2 separate regions of the Homo sapiens genome follow, and region 2 is linked to region 1. The links are chromatin loops, found by intact Hi-C in ENCODE. Cell type or tissue: IMR-90. All regions are shown on one strand. Links, peaks and the distances in the headings refer to the core of each region. The heading gives the core; the rest is flanking DNA. Region 1 overlaps ARSB (arylsulfatase B). Region 2 overlaps DMGDH (dimethylglycine dehydrogenase).

Region 1 (11,491 bases), core at 1,186-9,185:
AATATTAGTGTAGAAAAAATATATAAAGGAATAATGTGTGAAAACTTCACAAATTTGGTGCAAGATACATGTACAAATTCAAGAAGCTCAGTGAAATCCAAACAGGATAAACTCAAAGAAAACTACACCAGCATCATAATGGAACTGCTGAAAACTAAAGATGAAAAAAAAAAATACCTTGAAAGCAGCAGTCTCATTCATGGGATTGAATGAAATTGAATGAAAGCATGTTCACACAAAAAACAATACCCATATATTTATAGCATCTTTATTGATAATTACTAAAAACTGAAAAACCCAAATGTCCTTCAACTAGCAAATAGATAAACAGATGTGGTACTTCTGTGCAGTGGACTACTACTCAGTAGTGTAATGAACTGTTGATACACACATTAGCATGGATGAATCACAAATGCATTATGCTGAATGCAGGAAGCCAGACTGAAAAGATTACACACACTATGATTTTTTTATATGACATTCTGGAAAAAGCAAAACCTTAACGACAGAGAAGCATCAGTGGTTGCCAGGGGTTAAGGCTGGGTGTACAATTTGTCTACAAAGAGGTGGTACAAAGGAGTTATATCACAGTGATAGAATGTTCTATCCTGATTGTGGTGGTATTTATATGACTCTATTTGTTAAAATCCATAATGATGCACACCAAAATAAGTGAATTTTACTGTATGTAAATTAAAAAGAAATCACCAGCACATGATTTCATATCTGATATGGTTAATATATCTTCATGACTATGTGAAGTATAGAAAAGATTCATGTAATCTCTTATCTATTTTGAAGTCATTTTCCATTTGATTCCATAAACTTTCAGGAAGCCAAAAATGGAATAAACAATGAAATGGTCTCTGATACATACAGAAAGCTTTCCAAAAAAGAATTTTGTGTTTCATATGCCAGGCAGATGTTTTGTAGGGTCAGCTTACCACAAAAGGCCTCGCTGAAAAAATGCAGTATAAAAGTAGGGGCCTGTAAGAGAAAGAGAAGCACATTGACTCCAGAGGAGGTCTACTGTTTTATAAAAGAAGCCAAGCAAATTTGATGGACTGGTGAAAACAAGAACAAAGAATCTGACATGTCTTGGAAGCTCTGGGTTTTGATAATTAGGGAAGTATTTAGAATGCTGTCTCGAGGAATCACATCTTTTGTGCTGAGATATATCCCTGCTTGTGTTCTGAAATATACATGGAGTGGGCAGGCTTGGACTGTTTAAATGAAGCAGATTTTTTACATTCTTGTGACACTAGGAAGACTTTTCCTGAATGTAGGATTTTTTCTTTAACGCACCTCTCATCCAAATGGCAAAACATCCAGGATGGGTGCTTACTTGCAATGAGATCTCCCCAGCTGACCAGAGCTGTACTTTCTCCCACTGCTTATTCCCCCTCTGAAGTTACATCATCATTTTGCTCCCTGGTACACCATTATGGGTCTTATCTATTTTTATACATAAATATATTAAACAAAACTGTTGGTTTTAAGAAACTTTTGACCTATTCTAAGACCTATTCTCTGTTTTTCTATAAAAGTTTTATGGTTTTAGCTGTTGCATTTAGGTCTTTGATCTATCTTCTTTTTCCTCATACAGTATTGTTTTTATTGAGATATAATTCATATACCATGAAATTCATCCTTTTAAAGTATACAGTTCACTGGTTTTTAGTATATTCACAAAGTTGTGCAATCATCACCATTGTCTAATTCTAGAACATTTTAAAAATTAAACATACAAGAAATTCTCTACCCCTTAGCAGTTACTCCCAACTCCCTTTCCTCCCTCTGTCAATCACATAATCTATGTTTTGTCCTTATGGATTTTACTAAGCTAGACATTTCGTAAAAATGGAATCATACAATATATGGCTTTTTGTGTCTGGCTTCTTTTATTTGGCATAATGTTTTAGATGTTCATCCATTTTGTAGCATAAATCAGTATTTCATTTCTTTTTGCTGATGCATAATATCCCTTTTATTGCTATACATTGCTGAAAATATACATTTTAAAAAATCCATTAATCAGTTAATGGATATTTGGGTTGTTCCTACTTTTTTGGGCTATTATGAATAATGCTGCTATGACCATTCAGGTACCAATTTTTGTGTGGACATATATTTTTACTTCTCTTGGGTATATACCTAGGTGTGGAATTGGTGGATCATGTGGTAAATCTATGTTTAACTTTATGAGGAACTGCTAAACCCTTTGCCATGGTTTGAAGGTATCTCCCAAAAGTTCATGTGTTGGAAACCGAATCCTTCTGTCCTCATGAATGGATTAATGAGGGTTTTGCCATCATGAATAGATTAATGTCACTGTCACAGGAATGGGTTCATTACATTGAGAGTGGCTTTGTTATAAAAGTGAGTTCTCTCAGTCTCTCTTGCTCTTGCCCTCTTATCATATGATGCCCTCTGTCATGTTATGACACCACATGAAGGCCCTCACCTGGTGCCAGCACCATGTTCTTAGACTTCCCAGCCTCCAGAACCATGAGCTAAATAAACTTGTTTTCTATATAAATTAACCAGCCTATGGTATTCTGTTACAGCAACAGAAAACAAGACTAAGACACTGTTTTTCAAAGCAGCTGCATCATGTTACACTCCCACCAGCAATTTATGAGTGTTCCAGTTTCTCCACGTCCTTACCACCACTTGTCAATTGTCTGTCTTTTTTGTTATATAGTAATCCTATTGGGTATAAAGTGGTATCTTCTTATGGTTTTAGTTTGTGCCTCTTGGATGACTAATGTGGGACATCTTTTTGTGTATCTATTGACCATCTATTTTTGTGTATCTTCTTTAGAGAAATGTCTATTTAAATCCTGTGTCAATATTTTAATTTGGTTATCTTTTATTATTGAGTTGTAATATGATTCATCTTTAATTTTTATGTGTGTTATGAAGTAGGGTTTGTCAAGGTTTTGTTTGTTTTTTTTAACGTAGATATCAGAATACTCTAGCATTATTTTTTTTTGAAAAAACTATTTCCCTATTGGTTGGTTTGGCACCCTTGCTAAAAAGCAAATGACCATTTAAATGTGGTTGTTTTACTAGGCACTCCATTCCAGTTCCATGAAATCTTGATTACTGTAGCTTTATAGTAGTTCTTGAAATTGGATAGTATAATTCTTCTAACTCTGTTCTTCTATTTGAAAATTGATTGCAGTCTTGGGATAAATATCACTTTATCATCATGTTTGTGGTAGGCAGAGTAATCCCCCGTCTCCCTCCTGCCTCCAAACATGCCCTAAAGCCTGGAACCTGTGAATATGTTATGTTATATGACAAGGGGAATTAAGATTGCAGACCAAATTAAGGTTTCTGATAAACTGACCTGAAGATGAGGAGATTGTCCTGGATTATCTGGTTGGACCAGTGCAATCGGTGACCTTAAAAGTGGAAGAGGGAGGCAGAAGAGGAGGTCGGGTAATATGATATGAAAAGGATTCAACCATCATTGATGACTTTTTTTTTTTTTTTTTTTCCTGAGACGGAGTCTTGCTCTGTCGCCAGGCTGGAGGGCAGTGGCGCGATCTCGGCTCACTGCAAGCTCTGCCTCCCAGGTCCCGGGTTCACACCATTCTCCTGCCTCAGCCTCCCAAGTAGCTGGCACTACAGGCGCCCGCTACCATGCCCAGCTAATTTTTTTGTATTTTTAGTAGAGACGGGCTTCACTGTGTTAGCCAGGATGGTCTCGATCTCCTGACCTCGTGATCTGCCTCCTTAGGCCTCCCAAAGTGCTGGGATTACAGGCGTGAGCTACTGCGCCCGCCCATTGCTGACTTTGAAGGTGAAGGAAGAGGGCATGAATCAAGGAATGCAGGATTTCAAAATGGTAGTATAGAAGCAAGCCAGCTTCAATCCCTCAATAGAAGACCAAAAACAAATATATAGCATTGAGATTTTCACCAGCAACAACCCAGAGTTCAAGTATGAGGATGAGACAGCCCCCAGGGCCACAGAGAAGTGGAAAAACCTTGAGCATATGATTGGAGAATCAGATTTCCACGTCTGCGAGTCCCCTCCCCTACATTCTTTCAGCACCAAGCATGTGGAAAATCTCCCTCAATTCTGTTTTTACACTGGAAAAAGTGAAATTGAGTGGTCAACCAGCTTCCTCACCTTCTTGGGTTCCGTAGCAGGAGTCCTGTCCCTGCCTTAACTCATGGGAAGCATTGTGAGTGCCTGTAGGGAGAAATATCTCTGAGGACAGGCTGCAACAAAGGTCAGAAGGTGAGACTACCATCCCCAACCCTGGAAACTCTGCTCTGTAACTCAGCCAAATGAGACACCAAATCAGAGTGGCTATTCAGCAGCACCACACTGTAGGAGGTACATTCCACAGGTTCCCATGGGCAGGAACCCCTAGCCAGTCTTCCCACACTGCTGACTAGGGGTTCCTGCCTAGGAGCCTGTAGAACATACCTGGGATAATCCCTTTGGTGACTCCCCCATTTGGGACAGGCAGCACTGCAACCGTTTACTAGAGCCAAAGTGAACCTGGGCTTATAGCGCCACCTAGAGCCGAAAAGGAGGCAGCAATCTAGTTGCAAAGATTAAGCAAATATATTCAATGAAAGACAAAACAAGCTGGACAGAGAAAACTAGAATCAATAATTAATCCTTCAATGCAAAGACATAGACATATACCCGCAAGTAACAACAGCAAACAGGGAACCACAGTCTCCCCAAAGGACAAAGCAAAAATCCAATGACTGACCCTAACGAGATGGCGACTATTAGCTTCTGACCAATAATTTAAAATAGCAGTTTTAAGGAAACTCAGGTATCTCCAAGATAATACAGAAAAGCAGAAATTTATCAGAGAAATCTAACAAAGAGATTGAAATAATTTTAAAAAATCAAACAGAAATCTTAGAACTGAGAAATACATTTGCCAAACTGAAGAACTCTTAAGAGGCTCTGAGCAGCAGAGTGAGCCAAGCAGAGGAAAGAATCTATGAGCTCAAAAACCAGCTGTGTGAAAATACACAATCAGAGAAGAAAAAAGAAATAAGAATAAAATGTAACAAAGACCACCTACAATATGTAAAAAATTACCTCAAAAGACCAAATCTAAGAATTACTGCTGTTGGTGTTCAAGAGAGAGTGAAGCGAGAGCAAGGGGTAGAAAGTTGATTCAAAAGGATAAGAACTGAAAACTTTCCAAAACTTGAGAAAGAGAAATATCCAGCTACAGAAAGGTCAGAGAACACCAAACAGATTTGACCCAAATAAGACTACTCCAAGGCATAGAAAAATGAAACTCTCAAAGGTCAAGGACAAAGAGAGGATCCTAAAAGCAGCAGAGAAAAGAAGCAAATAACACGTAAAGTAGCTCTAATTCATGTGGCAACGGATTACTCTAAGGAAACTAAACAGGCCAGGAGGGAGTGGAATGGCATTTTCAGATTGCTCAAAGAGAGACAAAAAAAGCCTGCCATCCAAGAATATTGTATCCAGCAAAATTATCATTCAAATATAAAGGAGAGATAAAATCTTTCCCAGACAAACAAAAGCTGAGAGAATTCACCACCACTAGATCCATCTTGCAAGAAATACTAAAGGCAGTTCTTCAGTCTGAAAGAAAAAACGCTAATGTGCAAAAGAAAACTTTTCAAAGTATAAAACCTACAGGTAAAATTAAGTACCTGGACAAACTCAGAATACTCTCTTACTGTATTGCTGGTATGCAATCCACTCATAACTCTACTATGAAGCTCAAAAGACATGAGCCAAGGAGTGAAAACAGCCTCTAGAAGCTAGAAAGGCAAGGAAATGGATTTGCTAGAAAGGCAAGGAAATGGAACTTCCAGAAGGGAATGCAGCCCTCTCAACACCTTGACATTAGCCCAGTGAGACCTGCATCAGACTTGTACAGGCCTCAGCAGCTGAATGTATTGTACAGCCTGCAGAACTGTACAATAATAAGTGTGTATTGTTTAAGCTGCTAAGTGTGTGGTAATAGAAAACTAATGTATGTTTTTTTATATAAAGCTAAATTTGATTTCCTAAATATTGTTAAAGATTTTTACACCTGTGTTCATTGTGGTTTTCTTTTTCTGTAATGTCTTTGTTTCATTTTGGTGTCAGAGTAATGCTGGCCTCATAGAATAAGTTGGGAAGTACAGGATTCCTATCTATTTTTTGAAAGAGTTTGTATAGAACTAGTATTATTCCTTTCTTAAATGTTTGGTAGAATTTGCCAATGAAGGCATTTGGGCCTGAAATTTTCTTGGTGAGAAGGTTTTGTTTTGTTTTGTTTTGAGACAGAGCCTCACTCTGTCGCCCAGGCTGGAGTGCAGTGGCACAGTCTCGGCACTGCAACCTTTGCCTCCCGGGTTCAAGCGATTCTCCTGCCTCCGCCTCCTGAGTAGCTTGGATTATAGGTGCCTGCCACCACACCTGGCTAATTTTTGTATTTTTAGTAGAGCCGGGGTTTCTCCATGTTGGCCAGGCTGGTCTCGAACTCCTGGCCTCATGTGATCCATCCACCTCAGCCTCCCAAAGTGCTGGGATTACAGGCGTCAGCCACCGCACCCGGCCTGTGGGGAGGTTTTTAATTACTAATTTCAATGTCTTTAATGGGTATAGGGCATGTACGTTATCTATTTTTTCCTGAATGAACTTAGATTAATCATTTTTGAAGTCTTAGTTGCTAGAAAAAAATATTTAAAAATTGGTGAATTTTCTCATTAAAGCAGCTTTTAGTGCATTTTTGAATATAGTAAATATAAATATTTTATATTTATAGAATATATTTTAGATCTGAAAAATAATTATTATGAGAGTCCACATATTACAAAAATACAAATATTATATCTGAGTCCTTACTTACCAGGAGATCTGATTATAACTTGATTTCCCATACATTTATGCCACTCCCATGGGCCATAAACATGCCAGTCACTGTGATAAATTTACTTTGTAAATCAATTAATTGACTTTGTGATTATATATATATCATTTACAGTGATTCTGCTTCTAAAAAGTGGAACCTCTTTCCATATGCTGTTAGAATTATTTATAAGCTTACAGAGGTTTAGGCCAGACCCCAAACTGTGTTAAATTCACAAGGTAATGAGTGCTAACCTGTGAAGCCTCTTGAAAGAGAGGTCACTACCTATCTCTGGCCATATGTCCCAATCCTGCCATTGTATAGGGCAGTGGTTTTTACTGAGAGTATTTTAGAAATTCACTTGAGTGTTACTGATAGTTAGTGAGTAGGGGGCTCAGGATGCAATGCCCGTAATAACCCCACACAGTGAGGAATTGTCCCAAGTCCTGTACAACTTACAAAATATCCTGCTGGTTAGTCATGAAGATTAAAAGCTTGTTTACAATTTTCTGAGACTAGAACCTAAGTCTAGTCTCTATGTTTTACACATAAACACAAAGTATTTTTTGCGTGGTTTTAATATATAATTAATATTCTAATCTTTATTTTAGCATTTATCCCTGCTCTCTCTTTTTTTTTGTATTTCTACTATAGAATGGCCTTAAGTCCAAATTTATTTCGTCTATAACTGTATGCACTCATCTAACCACTTTGCTATGTCTTTTAGGGTTGAACCTGCGCATTTTCCTATGAAATACATGCTATTTTATTATTAATTGCCTTTTTCTACTCTGTATTACACTGAGAGTTATTTTTTTTAATTAGACATATAGTTACAGTATTGTATATAAATTCCATTTCAGGACAAAGGAGCATCACAAAATATTTGTTATGAAAAGGGTGGGGATGTTAGATTTGAAAAGCCTGAGAGGCATGTTATAGAAACAAACTTTCTTCTGATTTCAGTACTTTTCCTATCATTATAGTTGCTATTACATAAAAATGTAAAGTCTTGGAATGAGTCCATATTACTGCTTCAAAATAACCAAAACAATAAAAATGGATTTAACTTCTATTTCGCCTACAAAATAGCCTAACACAATTATTATATCCATCAAGTCTAGGACATCCAGCCATAGTGCTCACACATATGCATAGTAATCACAAATTTCAGTGCACAAACTTAGATCTGCAAAGAATATAACTTACTTCTTTTTTACCCTGTCACTGAACGCAGTACCTCTGGGGTCCCTATTCTGCTGGGTGGAGGAAACCTGGTTCCAGTCAATTCAGATCATCTCAGTTAATTCATGATCTCATCCTGGCTCCCCTCCAGGGAGCCAGTGCGTTGGAGCTGAAGGAAGTGTGTGGTCCATAGTCATCCTTGCACAAGCCTCTGCAGAAACATTCCTGTTCCTGGCTGGCCTTTTTATATCATCCATCTAGATCATGCTGCGACCTCCTTGCCTGCGGAGACTCTTTGGACCATCTCTGTGCCACATTTGTGCTCTTCTCAACACCAAATCAAAAACATTCATCAGTTCAGCTGCAACCCCTTCCACACTGTGGTGTGAGAAGCCTCTGAGCCTGCCTTCCATCACCTTGTGCAACCATTGTCATCTGCTGCTGCCACACTATACTGGGCACAAGAACCGCAGGGAGTCTTGCTATCCTCTCATCTGCCCCCCGGCTCCTCCAGGGGATGAGGCATGGTTCTTTCCACTCTTGTATCCCTCCGTCCATTATTTCTTCTACACTAGATCCAGTCCTGGGGGCAGAGCCCAAGATGTGTGCTTAAGGTCACAGCCATGTCCTTTAGCTTCGTTTCCAGTCCTCTCTCTTCCCCTGGCTCTGAGTGATTGCTTAAGCTAAATCTATTAGCTCATCCACCTGCTGACTATCCATTTCCGGAGCCCAGACATGGATCTCCCTGCCTGCTTCCTGGGTTGAGGGTCACAGGGTGACAAAATTACTAGGAATGAGAAAAGCTGTTACTTAATATTTGGAAACATCATTCCAGTGGAGATGCAGGGCACATGAGGCATACTGCTTAGCCTGTAATAATTTTCTCTCTTTTCAGTCTATATGCCTAACTTTATGCCAGGATAGTGAAAGTTTTCATGTGCTTATCGTTGTGACCTTTGCAAGGTATCAGGTGAAGAAGGCAGGCACATTGTATTGCTGTAGATAAATAGGATTAATGACAGGAATATGGGATATAAACCTTTTTGCTAGGTCTAAACCATCCTTAACTATGCCATGAGTCTCTCACTATCTTAATGATGTAGGGTCATCATTTTAATTTTTTTATTGTAGTATGCATCTTTCAGTGGTGTCTTCAATATACGTCAGTGTGGATCATTTAATGTTGGAAAAACAGGTAAAGACACTTTAGTTTGTGGTCTACTTTTACAATTTATACTTTTCTTCTCCTTTCCTCCTTCTACAAAGATTATGTCCAGCAGTATGCATCTTCCTGACTTGCAGATTCTAGCCTGCTATAAAATTAGGACACCAGACACCGCACATATTGCTAGAATTGCGTCTGAGACTGAATAGGTCCTGAGTTAGTCTCTAATTGCATGGACTTCGTGGTGCCTATTGTGGTAACTCAGGGGCATTTGTTTTGATTTGTTTGTTTGTTTGTTTGGTTGGTTGGTTTGGTTTTTTATCCTGGCCCTTGGCTGTTCATCCCTTTGTCTCCTGCTGCAAGGCCTCCTGTTAGCCATTTGCCTCTCATTAGGCATGGAGCTCCAGGCTGCCTTCCATGTTCTTTCCTCCTGAGTGGCCTCCTCACCTGCTTGGGATGTCCAGTGTCAATCACCTGGATTCTGCCCTCACTCCCACTGTGCATGCCCTGGTCAGAGGTGGGGCTGCTGCCCAGGACTCTGGGGGCTCACAGAGTTTATTTCACTTTGGCCTTGGAGCAAGTGTTATCTGCAGATCCGAAGAGGTTCTTGTTATTATTGATTAAGTATGCATTCAATATTTGAAATGCTTTAAACAAACTGCTTCATGTTTGGATATATTGAGTTATTTTTGTTTCTGCCATTAAATGTTTTACTCTCCGGTTATTCTTCAGGGAGGATTGTGCTCATCAGTGTTCTCGTGACTTTTGTTTGCCTCTCTCTGCATTAAACACCCAAACATCAGTGAGATCCTTTAGAATCTGGCAAAACTTCAGAGAACTCTGAGGAAATGAAACTGCCTGTCCACTCAGTTTCATTGATTTTTCTGAGTAACCTTAAAGGCATATCTTACTACTTAAGAAGTAGAGATTCAGTAAAATGTTGTTTCTGTTCCAAGGATAAAAATTGAGAACATTTAACTTGTATTATATACTTGGAATCATAAAGACAAATTGAAATAGTTGATGTCTGCCCAGATAGAATGTGCTAGCTTTCTCTGGCTTAACCATCTCTGAAAACACATTGACATAAATTTCCATCTTTCTCACCACGCAAGTTGTTAGTACACCTGTTCTTTTGAAACCACAATTCTGTTTGTTCCTGTGTGTTGATGGTATTTTCACTTTTCTCCTGCTGCCCTTGAACTTGCCAGACTCTCCAGCACTTGTGTGGTACTTTTCTCATTCATTACTTCTCTAGTGGCATTACTGAAGGATAAACAGCTGTCTAGTCAAAATTATCTGGCCACGTTCAGTGGGTTTTAGGTCTGAAAGGGGAGCCAAATAATGTGTGAGTAAACTGTAACACTCCCTAAGAGTGCCAAAAAAATTAGTTTGCCTGGAAATCCATTAGTAAAAAATATCAAACATTCCTAAAAATTAAACAATAGGAAAAACAAACAGGGTTTTAGTTGTTAAAAAGGACAGACCAAATATTTGGTACTTTTACTCGCTTAATACATCAAACATGGGTCTTCTGTGCTACTTGTCAGGGGGATTCTGAATATGAAGATCAAACCTTGCATTACCCATACCTCCTAAGTGAGAGCACCTCAACATTTTGTGCTTACCTTACAACTTTCATCTAAAGATCTCCAAGATCTGTGAATACTTATGTTTTAAATTACAGGAAAAAGTTAAGTTGTTGCTTGCCAATATGTAATAAATTAGGACACTGTTTTCCAGTTTCCAGTTCCATTTTAACTTGTAGAGAATAAACGTTTTCAATCTTTCAACAGACTTTGGAGTCTTTTCATCCTTAATAAATGTTAAAGGAGAGATAAAACCCCATTGATATCTCAGCATTATAAGCAATGGCATTAGCCTCATTAAAGTGAGGAAATATTTTACTACAAACTTTTATAACATTTTTCTTTTTAATCCTCATTCATCCCTGATTTTGCCCTTTCCCTGCATGCATCTTTTTTAAATCTCCACATCTTTTGGTGGCTACATCCGTGTATTAGTCCATTTTCACACTGCTGATAAAGACATACCCAAGACTGGGTAATTTATAAAGAAAAAGGTTTAATGGACTCACAGTTCCATGTGGCTTGGGAGACCTCACAATCACGGTGGAAGGTGAGGGAAGAACAAAGGCACATCTTACATGGCAGCAGGCAAAAGCAAAATGAGAGCCAGGTGAAAGGGGAAACCCCTTTTAAAATCATCAGCTCTCGTGAAGCTTGTTCACTACCACGAGAACAGTATGGGGGAATCTGCCC
Region 2 (11,491 bases), core at 1,171-9,170, 120 kb before region 1:
TTTCTCAAGTGAAAGTTCAGTGGAATTCTGACATATGTTTATTCTGCCTTAATTCATCCTAGTTGGCTGACAGCCCTAGATAACTGTCTTGGACTTTGGGGAGCCGGCTTGCCTCATGGGATTAGAGTAACACTTTTCAAAATCTCTCCTCCTCTGTCATTTTGCCCGTCTTCATTTTCTTCTTATCTTATACCTTTTGGTGAATTAACACTCCTTTCTGAGGGGCAGGGTTGATGGTCCAGAATGTGGTGGTCCAGCCTTCCTCCACCATTAATAATGGTTATTAAGAGTTTCTATTTGTATAGTGCTTTAACCATTTACATATTTTCATATGCATGATTTCATTTTCCTTCTCAACTCTCCATTACCTCTATTTTACGCATAATAACACTGAGACTTAGAGAACCACTTGGTCCAGATTACCTAGTAAGTGGCCAGCCTGTGGTTTAAACTCTGTTCTCCTACTTTATTTCCAATATGGCAGGCTATCCCTGGACCCAGTCACTATTTCAGATTCAGTAGTTGTTTCTTTGGAAGACACTGAGGTTTTAGACCTGAAAGGTAAGATAAGGGATAGTGGTAAAAGATGAACTCAGAGCGGGGACTCTTGGGTTTGAATTTTTCCTCCACCACGCACCAGCTATCTGGCTTAACCCTCCAGAACTTCTGTTTACTTTTCTAAAAAATGGATTTTTTATGCTACAGAATTATCATAGATAGTAGAGAGAGTCTAGGAAGTGCCAAGCACATAATAAAGTGCATTTGATTGAAGGGGAGAGTGTGTTTCAAAGCCCAGGCAGAGACCCAAGGGCATTTAGAGTGCGCAGAAGCAAGTGGGCAAGCTCTCCACGAGAGATCCCCTATTAGGGGATTCTCTAGCTACAACTGGGGACTGAGGCGAGGCTAGGCGCAGGGACAGAAACGGAGGACAGCGCGGTCCCCACACTCTCCGAGGAATGAAGCAGCAGGAGCAGCCCTTTGGGAGTCAGACATTTCTCCATTCTCCTGCCTTTTATTTTCTCAGATTTCCTCTCCCGGCGACCTCCTCTGGAGAGCTTTTCTCCTTCTCCCGTCCCTCCGATTTCCCAGCAGTGCCAGAGCGCCCTCTAGTGTTGGCACTGCAATCCTCTGTGCTTCATTTTTATTTTTTTCTTTGAAGAAATTCTGAAATTTTGAACAGATAAATATAATTTTAGAATAGCTCAAATTGATTAAGAAATATGAGGCAACGTTTTACGTCATATAAAACAAGCGTACTTTCATTTAGTTTATGCAGGTGCTGTGTTGCTTTAAAAGTTTGACTGCTTGTAGGGGGTTTAGACTAGTTCTCTCACTGCGAAGAAAACAACAAAACGAAGAAAGAAACAAAAACCATTAACTTCAGGTCTATTACCAAATATTGGCGTTAGCCCTGACTTGGTAGCTATTACAGTGACTTGGCCACATTTGAAGAGATACAGATTCAAACTCCGCTTATTCCTTTCTCCTCTCCTGAACTCTATCAGCCACCTTCCTACTATCTGCTTTCCCTCCACCTTACCCTGATTCTTGGTGAATTGTAAGATAAGTAAATTGTTTAATAACTTTTCAAAACGTAGTTATGTAAAATTATTGCAGAAAAACATGTGAAAATCTTGTTTCTAGAAGAAACATCACGTACATTCCCTCAGATGTTTATTAAAATGGGAGAGCTGTGGAAACACAGTGAATTTTAGTTTCTATATTTGTTATATTCAAATGACCAGTTTTGCTGAAAGGCTACATCGAATTTTGGATTAAAAAATTGTTTTCAAAACCGGTCTATAGTTTGCCTTTCTTTAGAATCTGTGTTGAAAAATCAAAAAGGGTTCTTTCTCCTAAAAACAAATATGAAAGTGATGTTACCAAAATGACTTGCACTCATCTAAGATTTAAAATGTGTGTTTCCTTTTTAGATGAACTGTGATACAAATCCTTTGGAAGCTGGACTGGAATATTTTGTGAAGTTAAATAAGGTATGTTTACATTCCAAAGTGTGCTTGAAGTAAATCTTAACATTATGATGCTATTTTGTGACAGAGCCATTCTTTAAAATTTAACCAAGTATGGATTATAGGAGAAACAAGGTGAACATAAATACTAGCATTGCTCAATTGTGTCATATTACTCTTTTGTCAACATTTGCTTAGTTCAAACTATTGGAGTGTGCTTACAGATTTAAGATAGCAGAATCCAGCATCTTTAAGGGCTAAATCTAAATTCTAAGATAAAAATTAGTAAGGATAAGAAGATTATCTGTCAGATTCTAGTAGACATTTATGTTGGAAGTGCGCCATGTTGTGTATTTTGCAGTAACTCCTGGTGACTTGGGAAATTGCACATTAGCTGATCAAACATAGTGCATTCATTGATCCTTCTGGATACTCACAGTGTGGAGCAGCCTCACTTCAGCATATCTGTCCATCTGCTTATCAAGCATCTTTGTGGGTAACTGCAACATCTGAATATAAGCAAATAACACGTTTCAAACGTTTTCGGCATAAAATGGGTATTAACTGAGAAGCTAATATAAGCCCAAATAATCATAACCGATAAGACACTCCAAAGGGAACTCCTACATCAGTGGTTCTTAAAATGTAGCCTTCAGACTAACAGCATCAGCCTCATTGGGAGCTTGTTTGAAATGCTAATTCTCAGGTCCCACCCTAGAACTACTAAATCAGAATCTCTGGGAGTCAGGCCAACAAATCTGTTTTAACAACCCCTGCAGGGGATTCTGATGCATCTAAGGTTTGAGAAGCATTACTCTAAATAATTATAGTGGAAAAGCATATCATGAGGCCAATTTATTACAGCCAAGCTCATCTGTACAAGCCTTACAAATATAAATGAGGTTACTCCATTGAGCAGTGCCTAAGAGTTATAATAAAACAACTTAATAGAGCTGGGGTGAGTGGTAGTATTGAAGAATAAGGGCAGCAGCGGCTACTGTTTAGGATATTTGTTAGAACTCCAAAAATAAAATGTCCTGCCCTAGATGGTTGTAAACTAAAGACTGATTTCCCATCCTGTGGAAATACGTGAATACATGTATATGACTCAATCAGGCCAAGGAAACCTTTTTCATGACCCTGTGTCAGTTCCCAAATTCTGAGCTATAATATTAAAATAAAACATGTGTATTTATAGTATGAGATTTTAGGAAAACGAACCTCCTAAAGGGTTTTAAAGGGAATATCTTTCTGTACATTCTCCCCATGGCTTTTATTTTTATGATGTACCATCTGCCTCCAGACCAGAGAAAGCAGGTGCTTGGAATTTGGGCAGACCCTAGCAGCAGATTGCTCCCTCTGATAGCAGAAGCCTTACTTTAGCTGTTTCAAATAAGGTTAAAAATGGCCCAACTCTTGAAAGTGCTAAATTTCTGTTATTGGTCACCAGTAGGTAGATAGATAACTGATTCTTTTGCTTCAGTGTTCGGATATTATTGTTTGGGGATAAGGCATAGATAAATAATCCCTTCGTATTGAAATGGGATTTTCAAATATCTTTTATGATTATTAGCAGGGGTGGATTGTGTCTTTGTTAGTTAAGTTATACAGCCAAATAACCAAAGCTCATCTCAGAACGTAGTTAGTTGTTTAGAAGATACTAATTTTGATTTCTGGCATGTTTTTATAATTTCTGAATTGTTGTTTCTCATTCAAGTGTCACAAAGTTAATTCCTAATGATTTTATAGGGTAAAGGTCCTTGTAGCCCAAGGACCTGGCCCCCAACTGAGCCAGTCTTTTTCAATTATGTCAATTCAAGTGGCTAGTTGGTATTAACCTACTCATAATGATGCTTGCTAATCTCCAAGACAGGTGAATAGATTAGATCAACTTTGGTGGTTTTGTAGCAGTCTATAATGTGAAACGGATGCCTGGAAACCTTATTAACATTACAAACTAAGCTTTGTAACTTGACCATTCAAGTCCTGTGCCTAAAAACCAAAATGTTACCCAAACTAGCTTCATACAACATTTTAAATACTGTAAGCCTATAATTGCTTCGGAAAATCGATGCTATAGGAGAACAGAAGCAACAGCTAATACAGAGAGATATTTATATTTGATACCAAAACAAACACAGCAAAAACCCTGGCATTTTACAATTGTTTGAAATCAGTTATTTCTTTCCCTTCAGAGCAAACATTTAGAATTCTCTGGTTGGCCCTTAGGCATTTACACTATGATCGTTTAAGCCATAATGTGAAGAAAAGGTAGAAGCTGACTGTATCAGAGCTAGATGGGTCCCTGGGGATCAGCTGGTACTCCCCTCCCCCATCTGAAGCAGAGGAAACTGAAGCACAGAGAGGGAAAGTGACCTGGGGGAGGCCACTGCTTTAGCTTAGGTCGAACGCCACCCTCTGACCTCATCGTGGAGCTTTCCCACCCACCACTTTCCCCCACAAAGTCCTTTTCCACAGTGGGCTTATCAGACTTGAAAGACTGCCCAAGAATTTCTCTCTCTGGTAACATATATTGTTTGTATGGACTACCTTTTATTAATAGACACTTCCCCCACATGTTTTTGCTGTAACTAATTTTGTGTTTTATGATAGGATCAGAATAGCTGCTTTGCCCATTTTAAGGAGGAAAATGGCTGGGTGAGCAGATGGGCCATCAGGCCTTATTAGGGTGAATCGTGTTCTTGTCAAAACCTGTCAGCAAGTAGGGAAAAGAACAATGGAGTACTGAAGAACTCTTTCATCACAAAGGGAGACGGCGCAGTGGCCCTTGCTTCCTTCCGTCTTGGAGTTGTTCCAGCCTCCTTCCCCTGCTGTTGGCTTATGTGAAGTTGATACACATGTATCATTCATTCATCCGTTCATCTAGTAGACATTTATTAAGTACCGCTGATTAGACACCTTGCTAACCCATAGATCTAAATGTTAAAGATATACTCCTGATGGCTCTCAGATCTCATGAACCTGGAAACAAATAATATTTCAGGAACTAAAGCTGTAGGGATACGTTCTTAGCCGTAATTGTGAAGATAACCCTTCCGCAAGTGGAGGGCTCTCCAGCCGCATACAACACTGCCATCTTGTGGGAAGTGCTCCGTAGAGCCACTTCAGGAAGCCTTGACCAAAGCTGCGGTAAAAATAATTGAATCTGTACTTTTAAAATCTTCTTAACTAAAAACGCTTCACCTGAAACGACTCATATCATTGTTCTCAATGGTATTTTTGGTATGTTCCAAAGGAAGTAACTTTTGGGAGGAAAATCAGTAGCCTTTGTTTAGTTGGAGATGGAAGAAATGCATTAATCAAGAGCAAAAGGAAAATCAGCTGCCTTTGGATGGAGTCATAGGCATTCCTGGAATTTTCATGGTGGAAATATTGAATTTTTGTCCATTTCTGGAGAACCTCCACGAAGATTCACAGAGACTCAAGTATTAAACGTAATGTGTTGAAGCACATCAGAAGAATTTGTTTTCTATAATATGTTTCTCCCTCTTTTTCTCACTCTCTCCTTCTCCCTCTCTTTCCCTTTTTCTCTCTCCTTCCCCTCTCTCCCCGTGTAGAGCTTCTAACTAGTAGAAACAGAATAAAATGTAATCTCTATTAAACATAAGTTATAAGACAATGTTGATTCTAGAAAATGCAGGGTCTCTTTTGGAAGAAATATTTAAAGCATAACTGTTCGATAACCAAAAACAAAACAACCCAAAAAAGCTGGTAAAGAGGCAAAGCGCTTAGTACCAAGCCTTCCACACCCCAGGTGTTCAGTAAATATTAGCTATTATTAAAACATCAGAGTGCTAAAAACAAAAAAATCCAAGTGGAATCAAACCATTGTTCACAGACAACAAGCTAGAAAGAAATTGTTAATATAGTGGTCAAAGCATCCAATTCTCTTTGGGAAATTTGAGGTAAATGGTAATAAGAATTGAGGAGGCAGAAAATTTTCAGTGATACTTAGCCCTGGCTGGACATTAGAATCATCTGGGGTATGATTCTTTTAAATAATATTTCGCTGTTTAAAATCCCAAGGCCCAGGCTACACCCAAGATCAATTTAAAAAGAAGCTCTTGTAGGGACTCAGGCATCAGTTGTTTTTAATTCCCCAGGTGATTCTGCAGAGATGGAGAATTACTGTCTTCAACCAAAGATTTTCAACTGGCTGAACATATTATCCTGAAGAACTAAAAATTACCTGAACTGAAAGAACTAAAAACTACTCAAGTAGTTCTCAAGGTGTGGTCCACAGACCAGCAGCATCACTGTCACCTGGGACCTGCTAGAAAATTCAAATTGTTGAGTACCATCCCAGACCCCCAAAATCAGAAGCTGCCAGGGTGGAGCCCAACTATCTATCTATCTATCGATCTATCTGTCTATCTAACTATTTTTATTGAGACGGAGTCTTGCCCTATTGCCCAGGCTGGAGTGCAGTGGTGCAATTTTGGCTCACTACAACCTTCGCCTCCCAGGTTCAAGCAATTTTCTTGCCTCAGCCTCCCCAGTAGCTGGTATTACAAGCACCCGCCACCATGCCCAGTTGATTTTTGTATTTTTAGTAGAGACGAGGTTTCACCTTGTTGGCCAGGTTGGTCTTGAACTCCTGACCTCAGGTGATCCACCTGCCTCAGCCTCTCAAAGTGCTAGGATTACAGGCATGAGTCACCGCACTTGGCCCAACAATCTATTCTAATAAGCCCTCCAGGTAGTTTCAATGCAGTTTATTTAAGTACATGGACCTACCCCAAATCAATTAGATTTTCTCTAGGTGTAAGGTCCATGGTTCCTTTTTAAAGCTCCACAGGTGATTTTTTTTTTTTAATGCAGTGAATATTGAGAACCACTGTTTTAGTTCTTATAACTTCATACCAACTTCAGTCTTGAAAGTACATAGGAAAGTAGAAAAACATGTGGATTGGTCAGAGGATGGTGCTATAGAACTGTGGTGGAAAGGATGTAAATTAATAGATCTAGAGCCTATTCCAGCTAGGCTACAGGTTCGTATTCTGCCCCATATCTTTGTTTTTTCTTTTAGAACTGGGTAGTAAGTGAATTTTTTTTAAGTCACCAAATTCTAACTGCGTGGCCCAGGAAAGCCATTTAACTTGATTTTCATGCTGAGATTTTTAATCTGTAAAAGAAGGCTACTTTTGCAAGTCTAAAATCCTATGGAATGCCTCCAACACAGTGGTTGAAGACATTGGTGCCATGTTATCTTTATGAGCCACATAATTGTGTCATCTGAATTAAGCTATCCTTATTCTGTTACCCATTTTCATTGCTGAGTGATAAGGGGAAGGAGAGGAGAAAGGAGGGGAGGGGAAGAGAAGGAAAGGAAGAGGAAAGAAGTAAAACCTAGCTGAAGTGTAGTTGACCATTCCTGAAACACCTGTCAGGATACATTAAACTAAAGCCATTGAATCATTATTTTCATATATATCCAATTTCTGTTATGAAACAGTACTTTGTTTCTACCCTAAGAGCTGAAATGTGAAGTTTAGCTGACTGCTTTCAAATTTGGATATCCATGGAAACCCAGGTCTAGGAATGAATTGAAATAATTTTTAAGATTGCTTTTATTTTTATTATTATTTTAAGTGTATTTGAACATGCAATAATTGACATATTTAAAGTAAGCAATTTGATAAGTTTTAGTACATGATACAGCAGTGAAACCATCACCGCAGTGAAGATAGTAAACCTATCCCTCATCCCCGGGGTGTCCATGCCCCTTTGTGATCCCTACCCGCCACCCTCCCCACAGCCTCACCTACCCCCCAGGCAACAATTTATGTCTGAGACTATAGGTTATTTTGCAATTTTTAAAATAAATGCAAAATCTATAAAAATGGAATCATAGAGTATATACTTTTTTTGTGTGTTAATTCTTTCCCTCGGCATAACTTGAGAGTCATTTGTGTTGTTATGTTTATTAATAGATCATTCCCAGTGGCATCTCATACCTGTAATCCCAGCACTTTGGGAGGTGGAGGTGGAAGGGTTGCCTCAACCCAGGTTTGAAACCAGACTGGGCAACATAGTGAGACTTCCATCTCCACAAAAAATTAGCCGGGCATGGTGACACATGCCTGTAGTCCTAGCTACTTGAGAGGCTGAGGAAGGAGGACTGCTTGAGCCTGGGAGGTCAAGGCTGCAGTGAGTCATGTTTGTGCCACTGCACTCCAGCCAGGGCAACTGAGCAAGGCTCTGCCTCAAAAAAATAATAATAATTCCCTTTTATAGCAGGTAGTATTCCATTGTATGGATATACTACAATTTGTTTGTGTACTCACTCATTGATAAATATTTGGGATGTTTCCAGTTTAGGGCTATTACAAATAAAACTCCAGTAGTCTCTTGGTATACCTGGAGGATTGGTTCTATGACTGCCCAAGGGTACCAAAATTTGCTTGAAGTCCGGCAGTTTGTCTGTGGAAACTGCCTATAGAAAAAGTTGGGTTTTGCATCCTGCAAATACTGTCTTTTTGATCTGCTTGGTTGAAAAAAATGCACATATAAGTGGATCCGTGCAGTTCAAACCTGAGTTGTTCAACAGTCAGCTGACACTGTGAACATTTGTGTACAAGTATTTGTATGAACATAGGCTTTCTTTTCCCTAGGTAAATACCTAGGAGTGAAATGACTGAATAAAATGAAAGTGTATGGTAACTTTGTAAGAAACCGTTTTGCCAAGCTGTGTGCCATTTTATATATTATAGTCCTACCAGCAGTATGTGAAGTTCCAGCTCCTCTACATCCTTGTCAAATACTTTTCATGGTCAGTCTTTTTAACTTTAGCTATTCTAAGAGATATGTAGTGATGTCTCATGATGGTTTTAATTTATTTCCTTAATGTCAAATGATGTTGGACATTTTTTGATGTGCCTCCCTGCCATTTCTATATCTTTTTTTGTGAAATGTCTGGTTAAATCTCTTACCTAGGGTTTGTTTTTTTTAATTGAGTTTTTAAAGTGCTTTCTGTATTCTTTATCAGATACATGCTTTGCAAATTTTTTTCAGATGTCTTGACTTTTCATTTGTCTCATGGTGTCTTTCAAAGAGCCATTTTTAATTTTTGAATTTTAAAGTTCTTATCAATTGTTCTTTTATGAATCATGCTTTTGGTTCATATCTAGGAAATCTTTGCCTAATCCAAAGTCATAAAGATTTTCTGCTATGTTTTCTTCTAGAAGTTTTATTATTTTACTTTTTACATTTAGGTCTATGATCCATTTTTAGTTGATCTTGTATCTGGTATGAGGTATGGACTGAAGTTTTATTTATTTGTACTTGGATAACCAATTGCTTTCAGCACCATTTGTTGAAAAGACTATATATTCTGAATTTCATTGCCTTTATATCTTCGTCAGTATGTTTATATCTTTGTCCATTTGTTTGTAGGTCTATTTCTGGACTCTGTTGTATTCTGTATATCTGTTTATCTTTCCAAATGCCAATACTACAGTGTCTTGATTACTGTTGCTCAAATAAGGTTGTGATAGCCCTGCAACTTTGTTCTCTTTTTTAAAGCTGTTTTGGCTATTCTAGGTCCTTTGAATTTCATTAATTTTAGAATCAGCTTGTCAATGTGTACCAAAAAACCTGCTAGACTTTATTGGAATTGCATTTTATCTACAGGTCAATTCAAGTATTACAATTCATGAACAAGTTCCATCTCTCCATTTATTCAGGTCATCTTTTATTTCTGTCAGGAATCTTTTATAGTTTTCAGTATACAGGTCTTACATATCTTTTAACATATTTATCCTTAAGTATTTCATGTTTTGATACTGTTGTAGATGGTATTTTTAATTTCAATTTTCAGTTGTTTATTGCCAAATTATAGAAATACAATTGGTCTTATATGTTGATCTTATATTTTGGAACTTTGCTCAATCTGCTTAGTGGTTCTAGTAGCATTTTTGTAGATTCCATCAGATTGTCACATGGACAATCATGTTGTATAAAAATAAAGCTTTTCTTTGTCTTTTCTAATTTGGATATCTTTTTTTTCTTTTTCTTGCCTTATATTCCTTTTTTTTTTTGATGGAGTCTCACTCTGTCTCCAGGCTGGAGTGCAGTGGCGCGATCTTGGCTCACTGCAACTTCTGCCTCCCGGGTTCAAGCGATTCTCCTGCCTCAGCCTCCCAAGTAGCTGGGACTACAGACATGCACCACCACACCCAGCTAATTTTTTTTGTATTTTTTTAGTAGAGACGGGGTTTCACCATGTTGGCCAAGATGGGCTTGCCTTATATTCTTGCCTGGAAGTTCTTTATCAAGTTGAAGACATTTGCTTCTATTCCTAGTGTTAACATTTTTAAAAAAGATCAGGAATAGATACTGGATTTTTAGCAAATGATTTTCCACATCTACTGAGATAATCATTTTGTTTGTTTTACTTTGTTATATGGTTTATTACATTTATTAATTTTCTAACATTATGCCAGCCTTTCGTTTTTAGGATAAAACCCACTTGGTGATGATATGTCACCTTTTAAAACATCATTGGATTTTACTGGATAATTTTTAAAAATTTTGCAGCTGTATTCTCCTTACAGCACTTAGAGCTTGCCATTATTTTGTTTATTTTTCCTGTTTTTCTTTTGAACAGAATGTAAGCTTCCTGAGTACAGGTGCTGGCCATACAACATATGTTTTGTTTATTATTTTTATCCCCAACACCCAGCTCAGGGCTGGCACATAGCAGATGCCCAGTAAATATTTTGTTGTTGAAAGTAATGTCAAAAGATGATACTTGAAAAGTCCTGGGCCCTCATTATGAAGAGTCTCATGTGCCAAGCTAAGGAATTTGGAGTGTATCCTGGAGAACCTGGGGAGTGACCCAAGAATTTTGAGTAAGGAGTGACACTCTAGTGATGGGAAACAGATTAAAAGTGAGTTCGTCTGATGACTGGGAGATCATTCTCCTAATTATCAAATAAATCCAGTGGAGAGAAGGCGAAGACTTCAACTAAAGCAGTGGCCATAGGATGGAGAAGAAAGAGCAATGAGTGCTATTTAGAAGGAAGGGTGGATACCACATGAGGGACTGCATGTGAAGGGGTGAGAGGAGGATGTTAATGAACTGTGGATTAACTAGGAAACACAGGTGGAGGGGTGTGGGTGGGAAATTGTCAGGACTTGGGTTGGAGGACTCTGGGGTAGCCAAGCAGAGAGTCCCAGAAGGCATCTGAGCATGTGGGTTTGGAGAGCTTAGCTCTGCAAGTATGGCTTTGGACCCTTCAGATATAGGTGGTCATTGAGGCAGGTGAGTGTTGAGAATCCGTTTTCTATAGCACTCTGCACTTGCCTCTGCCCTGGTACTGACCACGCCTTATATTCCTGACCACCTCCTCAACTTTGAGGACAGAGGCCAAGAATCCTTAGCCTCACCCCTGTGTCTGATCACTAGTGAGGGCTCTGTAAATATTTGTTGAAGGGTTTGAATTGTGACTCTGACATTTACTGATTCTGACTAGATGTATTGCTTAATCTATGAGCAT

Evidence for each region. Peaks named below come from ENCODE experiments on the same cell type or tissue, not always from the same donor. Only the 100,000 strongest peaks of a DNase experiment are listed, where the experiment ranks them.
Region 2: a loop joins it to region 1, with 16 times the contacts of the local background. A loop is called at or near these places in 10 of 110 quality-filtered maps.

Annotation. Positions count from the first base shown.
Region 1 is chr5:78,893,062-78,904,552 of GRCh38, reverse strand. All of the region lies in intron 4 of ARSB (arylsulfatase B), which reads left to right. Among named protein-coding and RNA genes, the nearest start is that of ARSB, 87 kb to the left of the region's middle. RefSeq lists a silencer at 4,395-4,484. In IMR-90, for the core only: a CTCF peak has its summit at 4,547 (motif pointing left); DNase peaks (open chromatin) are centred at 4,512 and 8,222; H3K27ac peaks cover 268 bases.
Region 2 is chr5:79,014,774-79,026,264 of GRCh38, reverse strand. DMGDH (dimethylglycine dehydrogenase) reads left to right here. Exons shown (of 16, transcript NM_013391.3): 14 at 1,935-1,994. Among named protein-coding and RNA genes, the nearest start is that of ARSB, 35 kb to the right of the region's middle. RefSeq lists an enhancer at 4,061-4,562. In IMR-90, for the core only: a CTCF peak has its summit at 5,070 (motif pointing left); DNase peaks (open chromatin) are centred at 5,054 and 5,334; H3K4me3 peaks cover 324 bases; H3K27ac peaks cover 514 bases.